2 separate regions of the Mus musculus genome follow, and region 1 is linked to region 2. A link is a contact called in ENCODE Hi-C or POLR2A ChIA-PET data. All regions are on one chromosome and are shown on one strand. The core of a region is the stretch at or near the end of the contact, and the rest is flanking DNA. Distances in the headings are between cores, read along the strand shown.

The links. A loop is a pair of places that touch in the nucleus more often than their neighbours do. ChIA-PET counts read pairs that join two places held with the same protein, here RNA polymerase II (POLR2A).
Region 1: a map of left cerebral cortex shows a loop between it and region 2 (2.8-fold over the local background). The contact joins two enhancer-like sites. A Hi-C loop is called at or near these places in 1 of 37 maps with a recorded cell type or tissue (left cerebral cortex). POLR2A ChIA-PET finds 5 or more read pairs at or near these places in 4 of 5 experiments (Patski and embryonic stem cell).

Annotation. Positions count from the first base shown.
Region 1 is chr1:168,420,856-168,427,166 of GRCm38, forward strand. All of the region lies in intron 2 of Pbx1 (pre B cell leukemia homeobox 1), which reads right to left. Among named protein-coding and RNA genes, the nearest start is that of Pbx1, 8.2 kb to the right of the region's middle. Within about 2 kb of position 4,680, at least 1 of the 3 ENCODE cell types and tissues checked has a DNase peak (open chromatin) inside an H3K27ac peak, as active enhancers do; it is left cerebral cortex, where a contact is called at or near this core.
Region 2 is chr1:168,340,110-168,345,991 of GRCm38, forward strand. All of the region lies in intron 2 of Pbx1 (pre B cell leukemia homeobox 1), which reads right to left. Among named protein-coding and RNA genes, the nearest start is that of Gm51671, 3.1 kb to the right of the region's middle. Within about 2 kb of position 1,750, at least 1 of the 3 ENCODE cell types and tissues checked has a DNase peak (open chromatin) inside an H3K27ac peak, as active enhancers do; it is left cerebral cortex, where a contact is called at or near this core.

The DNA of each region.
Region 1 (6,311 bases), core at 3,430-5,929, 84 kb after region 2:
ATGGCCCTATGCAGAGAGGCAGACTGTGAGATGAAGGGCTGATAGGGTCTAGGCATGGGAAAGAGGGACATGGCCAGACTGGTGATAAATATTAGGTCAGGGGCGGACCAACAAGTTCTAAAACTAGATTGTGGCACTGGGGACTCGCTGAATACACTAAAAATCACTGAGCTGTATTTTGCAAAGGGGTGAATTTCATGGTATATAAAATACATTTCAAACATATGTTTTAAAAAAATAACATGAAGAAACAGTAGCCTGCTGTGTGTCATGAAGCCCATCTCAGTGACAAAGATAGCATTTCTCCTAAATACAGAACATATTGGGAATTTGGGGAGAGGTCACGTGACTCTGGCTTCTTCTTCTTTTTTTTTAAAACAAGTTCCTACCTTGAAGCTCAGTAGGTTGACAGGCACCAACTGGGCATGCTCAGAGAAAATATTTTAACCCTGAGGATGCCTTGTTTCCGGTTGGTGTTGCTGGGCAAACATTATCCACCGTGCAGGCAATTCTAGCTGGCTAGGCGGTAGTTGTCCAGGAAGAACATGATTAAAAGGCCCTGACCTTCCTCTTCATCACTCTGTTCCATGCCCGACTTCTGATGAAACACATCTAATTCTCACTTGCAGAAAATACATGAGAAACAAAAGAAGCTAACCTTAAATTCAGCAATTTTTCCTCTTTCAAGCCTTGGAACTGGCTCACCCTTAGGGACCATCTGGTGCAGGTCTCTCTCTTTCATGTAAGAAAACAGGGCCAGAAACCATAAAACCCACCAGTCATGTCTGTTTCCACTAGGCATATACTACATCGTTTAGTCCTCCCAGTGACCCTTCACCATACAGTCAAGCTTGGGAAGGTACCAGGAAAAGGATGACACACACCCAAGTGTGGGTATCAGCATCTCAAGAGAGAGTCACCATAGCAACACTTTCAGATAAATATCACTGTGACCTTCATTTTATAGAAAAAGGAAAATTGGTCTCAGAGAAGTTTAGCAACCTAAAGAAGGTCACACAGCAAAGAGTGGTAGATCAAGGGGGCTGGCTATAGAAACCAAGTAGTTACCTACCAGCTAGTGTCACAGTTCCTCCTAAAATTAAGAAATCTATCTGTAGTCTGAAAGTTGCTCAGTTGGAAGTATACAAAGAGCAAAAAGCATGAGGCACCCACCCCAATACCCACTTATTGACAAATCTTTCAGGGGCAGATGTAGGTAAAACTATAAATCATAGGCCGAAAAGGATGGACTCTGACCCCACAGAGCCTTTAGGCACTAGTGACCTTCCTCTGTCATCGCCGGGGCAGGCTTTCCAGTCCCATGACAATCTACACCTGAACTTTTTATGCCCAGGGAGCCATTTTCCAAACTGCTAAGAATTGCTGTCTTTGAGATGCCAAGCGAGCAAAACCCAGACACTCCCATGCCCACCCCCATTCCCTGGAACACTAAGCCTCCTCCACCATCTTTAGAGGGCCTCAGGTATGTGTTCCTGCGTGTACAGGGGTCGATGAAAAGGCGCCCTGAGAGAGCTGCTGACAGGGAGCTCAGGGACCCCATGTTTATCTTTACCAACTTTTGTGTTCCCAGATCCCTCCGCACAACCTCAGTGAAGGAACAGCATGATGTGGGAACCCGCGGCTTCCCTTGACCCAGGTGAAGAAGGTAAGAGGAAGGAGTGGATGCCCTGGATGAAAGAAAAAAAGGGGGGAGTGGTTGTCTGTACCCTTAATCCCAGCAGTGGGATGCAGAGGCAGAGGCAGGTCCATCTCTGGGAGTTCAAGGCCAGCCTGGTATACATAACACATAACATGTTCCAGGGCTACAGAGTGAGACCCTGTCTCAAGGGGGAAAAAGACATTACCACTTCCATCTAAAAGATATTCAGAACAAAACTTGAGGTTTGGCTTTCCTAAGGGACACACATCCAAGGTAGGTCACAATAGAAGCCAGGGGCCTGTGAGATACCTCTGACAGTAAAGGTGCTCGCAGCTGAGCCTGACACCTGAGTTCGATCCCCAGGGCCTGCATCGTTGAAAGGCGAGAACCAGTTCCTGAAAGTTGTTTTCTAACCTCCACACATCTGTCATGGCACTCCTCCCTCACCTCCCCCACCCTGCACCCTCACAAATAAATACATAAGTATAACTAAAATAAAATGTTTTTAAAGGTGCCAGAGCTCTACTTTAAAAATTCCCATGATTTTGTGTTTACGTATGGCCAATATCTAGGTTTGGGTTTGTTTACTGGTTCAGGGGTATTTTTGTAATTTTGCCAAGAATGAGAGAACATTTTTGGATATCAACAGAACACAGAGGCAAAGCCTTTAAAAGGCCGAGCCCGGGCTGGGAGCTGAGTCCCGGAATCTCCAGTTGATCTCAGCCCCTCCGGAACTACTCACAGCCCCTAGTCTGCACCTCAGGCACTTCTAGGTCTAATGTTCTCCCTTGCACACGGCCTCTTGCAGAGTCTCCACGCAAACTGTCTCTCAAGTTCTATCCAGGTGAGGAAACAAATAACACACTATTGCCCTCGATCTCTTTTGAGACGCTACGAGCAAATCATACGCTACCCCTCTTCACACTTCTTGGGAGCTCATCTGTCTGGAAACCCACTTTCAAGGAATGGAAAGGCACTGAAATGCCTGGAGACAAGACATGACTTCCCTCCAGTCCACCCGACACCCTCTCAGAGTCACACACACACATACAGCCCGACACTCTCTCAGAGTCACACTGATGGTCTACAGCACGTGTGCCTCACTTGGAAAGCCAGTATCTCGTGAGGGAGGGATGGTTGCTGCTCCTTCCTCTCCTTAGCCCATTCTCCCTGGCATGCAGCCTGAAAGGACCAAATTCTCCACTCCTTAGATGTCTTTTCAAAAAAAACAAAAATTAATAAAAGGTTTTGCAGTTGCCAGGCCTTGAAGGCTAGCATCTCCAATACTCCCACCCAGCTCGGAAAGGGACCCGGTCGGAGGCCTTTCCAGACTGTCTACAGCTATTTCAGTCCAGTTCTGCTCAAGGAGCAAGGTCACTTGTGTCTTTTGAAGTCACACACAGCTTCCTTCCACAGTCAGTCCTCTCTCTCTCTCTCTCTCTCTCTCTCTCTCTCTCTCACACACACACACACACACACACACACACACACACACACACACACCTCTCTAGCTCTTCCTGGGGCAGGGAGAGAAGGAAGTGTCCCATCCTATAACTGCTGTGGTAGTGGCATGCAGGATGGAGAAGGGTGGGAGTGAAAAGAGAAATAAGGGGAAGGGTAAAAAGCCAATCGGCAGCACCACGATGGGGGTGTTAATTGGATACAGACAGACAGAGAGACAAAAGAGGATTAAAAAGGGGGGGGATCGGTTTTTAAACCCTCCTCCAATTATTTGATTGAACTCAAGAGCAGATTACACTTGGTATAAACTTAGCTGAGGAGTGCCAGAGAAAGCTATTAGGTGCTAAAATTCAAATTCACTCACAATTGCAGCTTGCTCCCAGGTGTCTCGGACTCCTCTCTTTAGTAAATAAGGCTCTCTTTTCACCTTTCCTGACTTTTAAACTTATGATTTTTTTTTTTTTGGACAGAGAAGTGTAAACATTTTTTAAAAAGAAAAATTTTAAGTATTTATTAAATATTGCAGATCTTTTTTCCTCCTTCAGAAAATCAACATGTTTGACTTTTTTCTCCTATTCTTCAGTCCCAAGAAACCCATTTTCCAGCCCACGTAGACACAGGCAAAATGCAGCCTATCGCTAACATGTAAAAGGACAAGTGACAGTTCTTTAAAAGGAAATTTGATTGTAAATGACCCAAATTCTGTATTTAAAGCAGCTATGGTCCCAGACTGACGATACAGCTGGAAGGCACATCTGTAAAGTTTGTTGCCGTGGCTCTCAACAGGGTCTGCATGAGGCTGAGCGCAAGCTGTAACCTGAATATTTTGTTGGCATTTTATTTTTTACCTTAGCGTTTATATTTTAAAAGCATAAAGTATCAAAATAAACACTTCCCCACACTCAAAAGCAAAACACTCAAGTTCATCTACTTTTCAAAAATCCCAAAGTAATTTCTGACTTAAATACCCATCAATCAACTATAATTCAGTCCGTGCAGCCTGCCTTAGGTATCATGCACGTGTTTTTTGTTTTTGTTTTTTAAATACCAAAAAGGTTGATCAGGCATCTCTGTAAGTTTTCCTATTTACCTCAATCTTCCAACTAAATCAATAAAACCCAAGAAACAAAAGCAGCAGCAAGCCAACACAACACACCACACACACACACACACACACACACACACACACACACACACACACACACACACCCCAGCTCCTGGCCAGAGTACACAGATCTGCTCTACCCTGAATGGCCTCAGCAAGGCCACTTGTTCAGTGCTGTGGGCCTTGATAGTCCCAATAAGAAAAGTTCCAGGACAGCACAGAAGCATGTGACCTGGTCTTTTAGACCACCTTTTTTTTTTTACTAGTTTTGGAAAAAGAGAGGGAAACAGACAGACAGACAGACAGACAGACAGACAGAAACGGGCACTGAAATGAAAGACTTGTGCAACTTTCCAGACACTTTGCATTCATTACCCCAGGGCATCAAAGGCATGAAGATACACAGGCAGCCCAGATCCTGAACACAGAAATCACACGGTTCTTAGTAATAAAAGCTGATTTTAAACACAGTACTGTCTGCTCTACCACTGACACCTCCGTCTGTTCCCTCTCTCCAGCCTCCCAACACTCAACTGGAAGAATAAAAGCGAGTTCCTGCTCCCCCGAGTCAGGAATCCTCTCCATAGAATCTTGTTTTGTACCCCTCTTCACACAGGAACCATCACTAATTACATTACTTCATAAGCTATCCTTTAAGGCATCCTGTATCAATAACACATAAAACTTCAAATAATATTATTTTTAAGACTCCAACCATATTCATATTGACAATAATTTAAAAAAACAACAACAACAACCAACAAACAGATTAATATCTTCCAACCATAAGAACATCATTTTGGCCAATTCGACAATTTCTCCCCACTTCCACCCCACCCCCGGCACCGTAGCCAATATTAATCATGGGCGAAGTCTTCACTGCGCACCTGAATCGGACCTCTTTTCACAGCCACCCACTTTGATCTACACTACCTCAGCAGGTTTTAATTAGGAGATGAGAATTGAACACTTGGGCCATGATGTACAAGTCGGTGACCTCAGTGGTACCCTTCCCAATAAAAATACAGAATACAGTATCTTTAAAGAGAAACTCTCCTTCTGTCCCTTTAGTTCCGATTCCTTCTTATTGTGACTCTACATTTCATGAACCGAGATTAGAAAACAAAACAAAACTCCAACTTGATGAGAAACAAAACCCGCCATTCAAAGTGAATAACCACAGAAGACTTCAAACGAGAAGGAAAATTAGGAGAGAAGGAGACACATAGGCACACGAGCCCCCGGCTTCCTTCTCTGAGCTAATAGAAAGAAGGAAAGAAAGAAAATAACAAGACAAAATAACAAGAAAAACCTAAGAGGCACACTGAGGAAGAGCTCCTTTGATATCGGTATGCACAATCAATACATCTCTCAAAAGGCGCCTCTCATGGCTAAAACGACGCAATTATCAGCTCTGCAATAAGGTTAGGTCCTGGCACAGGCACCTGGATGATTCAGAGGTCTGGGAAGCCTGTCTCAGGTGCTTTGTCTGCGTGTTCCATCCCCTACAAGCACCATCCAACAAAGGAACTATTTACTAATTTCACAGACATTTGAAAGACCTGAGTAATTGCATATTCAATCAACAGTGACCCCTTGAAAAGATTCTTTTTTTTCTTAACAGAGAAATCCAGAGAGACATTTAGAGAGACCTTTAAAAGGAGAGACGTAAGGAAAGCCACCTTCCGCAGCCTCCCCCCTTCCCATGTGTAACTATCAATGTATATCAACCGAGCATGCAATCATATCTATTGTCACTTTCATTTATGTCATGCCCTTGCTTATATGGTTTAGATATGAATTATTGACTGTTATACACCTTGTTGTAAAAAATAAATAAATATACGGGATGGCAGGTACTTTGCCCGGCTTTAAAGTGGGCGAGAAAGTCAGAGACCAGCAGCCGCTCCCTGTCTGCATGCACCCCCCCAGTCCCTCTTTATGCCCTGGCGTTAGATCGCCTTCCCCACCCTTTCTTCTTACAAGGGAGCGATTTAACCCACTTTGGAAAATTAAGGACCAAGATAAAGAAACAAGAGGACAGTTGCTAAGTGGCCTTTCTCCGCACATCTGTTGTTTAAGAAC
Region 2 (5,882 bases), core at 500-2,999:
AGAATTTTTCGAAATCAAATAATCAACAAAATTCTCAAAATAAAATAAATAAAATAAAATAAAATAAAAATAAAAGAGGGAAATGCTGTTCCATTGGCATAAGCAGCAAAGGACAGAGGACTGGGGAATGTACTCTAAGCAAAGGCATCATACGTTCCAAACCATTGCAAGTACCAATTTGTGGACTGAGGTTTACACAGTGTGACCAGAAAGCCTTGTCTAACCTGCTTCTGACCTAGCCATTCCTTCCTGGTGCCACTGAACCCACAGGAGCCTAGCTAAGTTCACATCAGTGCTTCAGAGCATGTTTGAAACTTTGTATTTTAAATATCAAAGTATCATTTTAAAGTTTTTTTCTGAAAAATATTACAAATATGTCCGAATAAACACATTATGTCATATTGAGACAATAGAACATGTGCTTGAAAGTTAAAAAAAAACCAAGTTACTGATATTATTATATTAGTATAAATTTATTATATTATTATAAATATTATTATATTAGTATAAATTTGGAAAATTCTCAAGAAACCTAGAAAGCAAAGATTATACACTTCACAATATGGTCTGAATGTAAATATAATGTCCCCAGCTGGTGGCAATGTTTGGGACTTTATAGAATGAACCTTTGGGTGATAGGCCTAGTTGTAGGAAGTGGGTTACTGACTGGGGACATCTTTAAGGTACTTCTTTCCAAGCATTTGGTTATAGACACAAAAGAAGTAATTAATACTTATATGATTCCATTCTCAGGATGCTTAAACGGGCACAATGAATGTAGCTATAAAACGGAGTGGTAGTTTTGAGTGCATTTGGGGAAGTGGCTGTCAACAGAAATATGAAAGGCCAAAGGAGAACAACTGTAGAAGAGCTCTGGATAGTAACTAAAGTTTTGATTATAAGGGTGTATCACTTTGAAAATAAATCAGTTGTGCATATATTATTTGCATTTGTTTAAACCCATAGCTTGTTCTTCATCATCATCATTATCATAAGCGTCATCATCACCTTTTAAAATCTAAAGTTCAGCAGTCTGAGTAAAAGTCATCAAATTATGGAAACAACAGACCTGAAATGCAGCCCTATTCTCCACCTTCTACTTCTGTTGTCCTCCTCTTTCTCCTCCTCCTTCTTCCCCTCCCTCCCTCCTCCCACTCCTCTTCTTCCTTCTCCTCATCTCCCCCTCCTTTTTCCCTCTCTGTAAAATAGAAAAACTCTACTAGTGGGGCATCTCAAATAAAACGCTTCATTCAATCACTAACCTAGATATACACAAAGGTTCCTCCGACAGTGGCATAAGGCTCTGTATAAAAAAGGTGTCCCTGACCAAGGGGCTTCTGGAACACACCAGCAGGACAGTTCAGCTGCCTGTCATGACTGCCTGCTCCTTGGAGCTGATCGGAGACAGTGAACACGGGAGCTCATATATGGTCTCCACTCTTCCTCACCGGCATGCGCGTGTGCCACACACACACACACACACACCCTCACTTCCACCTCCATAAGTAATGACTGCTCTCCCTTGCTTCAGCTCCTCATTCAGCTTTGCAAGGAGTCCAATCTGCATAAACCATGAAAATAAATCAACCAGGAAAGAGAAAAAAGGCAACCAGACCCAGCCAAGGCCAAACACCCCACCCATGAGGACCAGGTCATTAGGTCCTGCTGAGAGTCCTGGGGTGTACAGAGACTGGATTTGGCCGCAGGAAGTCACCCATTCCTGGGGTCCCTGTCTACCCCACTTCTTTCTCCCTCTGCTTCTCTCCCCACAGTCAACTGTTGGGAAGGTTGTTTTTGTGTTCTCAGCGCCTCCCTCTTCCCCTGCTCAGTTCTCTCCCGCACTGTCTCTTTCTCTCTGGGCTGGTTTAATTTGACACCTTGAGCTTTGGTAACAAGGTGGGGAGCAGAGCAGCCACAGCGGAATTCATTAGGCTCAACACTGCAGGGCCCGCTCTCTGTGCGTTAATGACATCGGAGGGTAGGGAAACGAGACAGCCACCACGCGAGATGAAATAAACATGAGGACTGTCAGCAGTGACAGCCTAAGCAAAGGGGACAAAATGAGCCAGGTAGAGACCTTTCCCGTCCGCACAATGCAAACCGACAGCTTGCAGAGCACCCCCCCCCACAGTCTTCACCCCCTCCTTTCCCTAAAGCTGAGAAGGCGGGGGTGGGGGGGGGGAGTGGTGGAGTAGAGAGACAGAAGTGTGGAAGGGAAAGAAGAAAAGAAAACACAATTAAATTATCATTGTTTTAACATACAAATTTCATTTATCAGCTTAATGTTGGCGGAAACCAAATTCATCACCCTCCTCCACCGTGGCAAGGTACAAGGAGGAGCTTTGGGGGCTGACATGCCTGGGCCTGGTGATGCTTACGGCGACTTCTCTCCCTCCCACACCATGATGTTCTCTTGACTGATTTTTTTTTTCCTGAGCAGCAGCATTTCCCTCACCTTCATTCAACCACTATAACTCCATTGCTCCTGGATTGTTACTAAAGGGAATCCTGGGCGGAGGAGAAAAGAGAAAGGGCAGAGGCAACAAACAGAGAAAGGAAAAAAATGCAACAACAAATGAGCAATGGAGGGGAATACATTCTCTCTCTCTCTCTCTCTCTCTCTCTCTCTCTCTCTCTCTCTCTCTCTCTGTGTGTGTGTGTGTGTGTGTGTGTGTGTGTGTGTGTGTGTGTGTGTGTGTGTATTTGAGGTAGCGACAGAAGGAGAGGGGGCTTGGGAGGAAAATTCAAGAACTGTGCAGTAGTCATGTAGTAGTAGTCATGTAGTAGAAAGGGCAGCACCATGACATAGACATGTAGTAGGTATGTTGAAGAAAAGTCCATCATCGTGTAGTAGACATGTAATAGAAAGGGAGGCAGAAGTTACATTCGTGCTGAGCAAGGCCCTCCGTGTGTATGTGGTCCTGTATCCAGTAACCAGTTGTCGAGAGACAAAGCCAGTTTGTACCACAGGCTGGCTACCTGGCATGGAAGAGTGTGGTGACTGGGATGGCCTCTTCTCCACATAATGCAGAGAGAATAAACTGGCCATCTGCAACCTAAATCACGGCTACCTTCCCTTCCAATAGAAACAGTCTCTCCGTAGGAGTCAAGATAAAGCTGCCCTTTCTTCTTCTTACCTAAGACTCTGGTTGCTCCCACGTATCTCCATCCCCCGAGCATGCACTGGCATCTCTGTGAAAGCCGTACTGCGCTCCCTAAAGCCACATCTCCTCACATTTGGTGTGCAGACCCACACCCGAGACTAGGCCTTCTAGGCCTTTTCCCCGAATCTCGTAACTCTTGATCCTACTTCTAGGAAGGACTTTGGCGAACAAGACCAGTTCCAAATTTAAAAGCAAATATCAGAGTTTCCTTTGCCCACTGACTTCTCCAGCAAAGCTAGCCATGTGACCACTAGGAGGAGAAAGGAAGCCCTGCTAATTTTTGAAGGAGTATGACTGGCCATAATGAGGGAATTCATAAAGGGAAAAAATGTGAAGTCCGGATAGAGGTCACAATGCAAACACAGCATAGGCCCAGGGTGGCCAATCTGAGCTGCAGATGGTAAGTCTGCTCTGTTGTAGGGGCAAAGGAAGCCAAACTGAAAGCTGGATATAGGGTCTGCCACAGGGACATTGGTTGAGAACATTTCACCCTCCCACCAAGAGATGGTCACGTACAACACCTCCAAGGCACGGATATAAAAAGCTAACACAAGAAAGCTGCCCATTTGTTTCACAAATTAGAGAGACTTGACAGATTGGGAGACAGTCCTTATCAACCCAGGGGCCTGTCGACTTTGTCAAGGAAGTCCCAAGTTTAAGGCCTAGTTCTGCCCTGTGTCCACTTCCTTCTCTAGACAGTGTGTACACAAATAAATTGATTTCCCATCCTAAGCACTGTGATCCCATAAGAAAAGCCGTCCATTTATAAAAGTATTCTACATTTAAAAGACTAATTGAAAATGTGATGATATTGCACACACACACACACACACACAGAGAGAGAGAGAGAGAGAGAGAGAGAGAGAGAGAGAGAGAGAATTCATTTATTCAGGAAGACAGAAGGTAAATTGATTACAGAATGCAGTTATATGACAGGGCTGGGTAAGACCCGCAGGCCAGCTATGGATACCACATTCTAGCACATTCTAGAACATTCTAGCACCACCTGAAGAAGCATTCAGGAGACCATGAGGAACACGATGACGACTTCACTTAAGCCTGACACACCAAAAGGAAAGCAGCATATCTGTGACTCCAAAGGCATAGCAGTTACTGTCACAAAAATCATGTTTCCCAAGCTCTTCACAGGATTTTATTTCTTTTGGCCCGGGTCTAATTACAAGCTTGCCCTGAGGCTCTCTCCCTCTCTGTGGTAATCACTGCAGAACTAGCTTTCTTTTCTCATCTTTTCTGGGGCATTTGGAGAAAAAAAAAAAGCCAAAGTCCTTCCCATCAGAGAGGGTGTGGACTAACAAGACCCTTGTCTTTCTGAGAAAGACAGCGTGAACCAAGAAAAGGAGATTTCGAGGGAGATAACTGCCTCCAGGTCTTCTCCGATATTGATAAGCTTGCAGACTTTTCTCAGACTACGTCGTCCCTGTCCCTCTAGGCCTCGGTTTCCCCCTCCTTAAAGGGAGGAGAAACACGGACCTCTGCTTTGTGAAACTAGCCTAAGCGTGCCATCCCTAGAACATGCCTGGCCTGCTATCAAGGCTCCAATGAAGTGGTGAAGAGGGTCTCAACCTTCCTAACACTTTCTACATACAGTTCCTCATGGTGTGGTGACTGCCCCCCCCAACCATAAAATGATTTTCCTTGCTGCTTCATAACTATAACTTTGTTACTGCTATGAATCATAACATGGATATCTGATATGTGACTCCTGTGTGTATGTGTGTGTGGGGGGGGGGGTGTCGTGACCCACAGGTTGAGAAGCGCTGCTGGGATGCAAGCCAGGTAGGGAGGAGGCAGTCAAAGGACACTGCAACAATTCTCCCAGCCTTGCAGTCTGTGGTAAAAAACCAACACGAGCCAAATGGACTCTGAGCACCACACAAATAACCTATGACTTGGTAACCGCGAAGCACAGATCATCTCCTACGCTCTATCCCAGCCCCAGTCATAATCACTCTCCTCAGACATTCTCAGCCTCCCCTCCTCTCATCGCCCTCCCCGAGTCCCCTGAGCAGTATTTCACCCACTCTGGTGCATAACACAATAAGCTGGTCTGCTCTGAGAAAATACTTACGTTCAGCATCAGCCCCTAGAGGTTCTGATTTCATTGTGCCAAGGTAAAACCAAAGCGTTGGTGGTATTTTGTAAAAGTTCCCTAGGTGATTTTAATGTGCAGCCGGGGTTGAAAAGCACTCTATACCAAATATACTTGTTATTGAAAGGTTTATGTATAACATTTAAAAAAAAAAACATCTTTATTGCCATTTTTACTGCCGCAACAACAACTTAGTGGGAGGGTTAGGCCGACTCACCTACAAAGAAAAGCTCTGTTGGCCTCCCTAGAATATCATACCTAGGAGGGGTTTCCTAGGTCACCAGGTCACCTCCATAGCACCCAGGAGGCTCAGAAAGAAAGCCAGCATAGTCCTGACCCAGCCTCAGGTCTTCCCAGCCTGCCTCCTTTGGATACAGTGTCAGCTCTGTGACCTCGAGGGCTCCCCCTGTCCCTCTTCTTCCTCCATTCTTCTCCTCTCAGGGTCTCCTCATCCCCTTCTCTCCTCTGATACTAAAGGCTATTTGAAGTTTTCTATATAGTACTGTGAGCTTTGAGAGAAAAAGGCACCGTGGAAAATCTTAATAAACAAATAAATAATTCATAGTAGGTATTGGTTTGTTCTCTGCACCACTGGGTTTTAAACATTT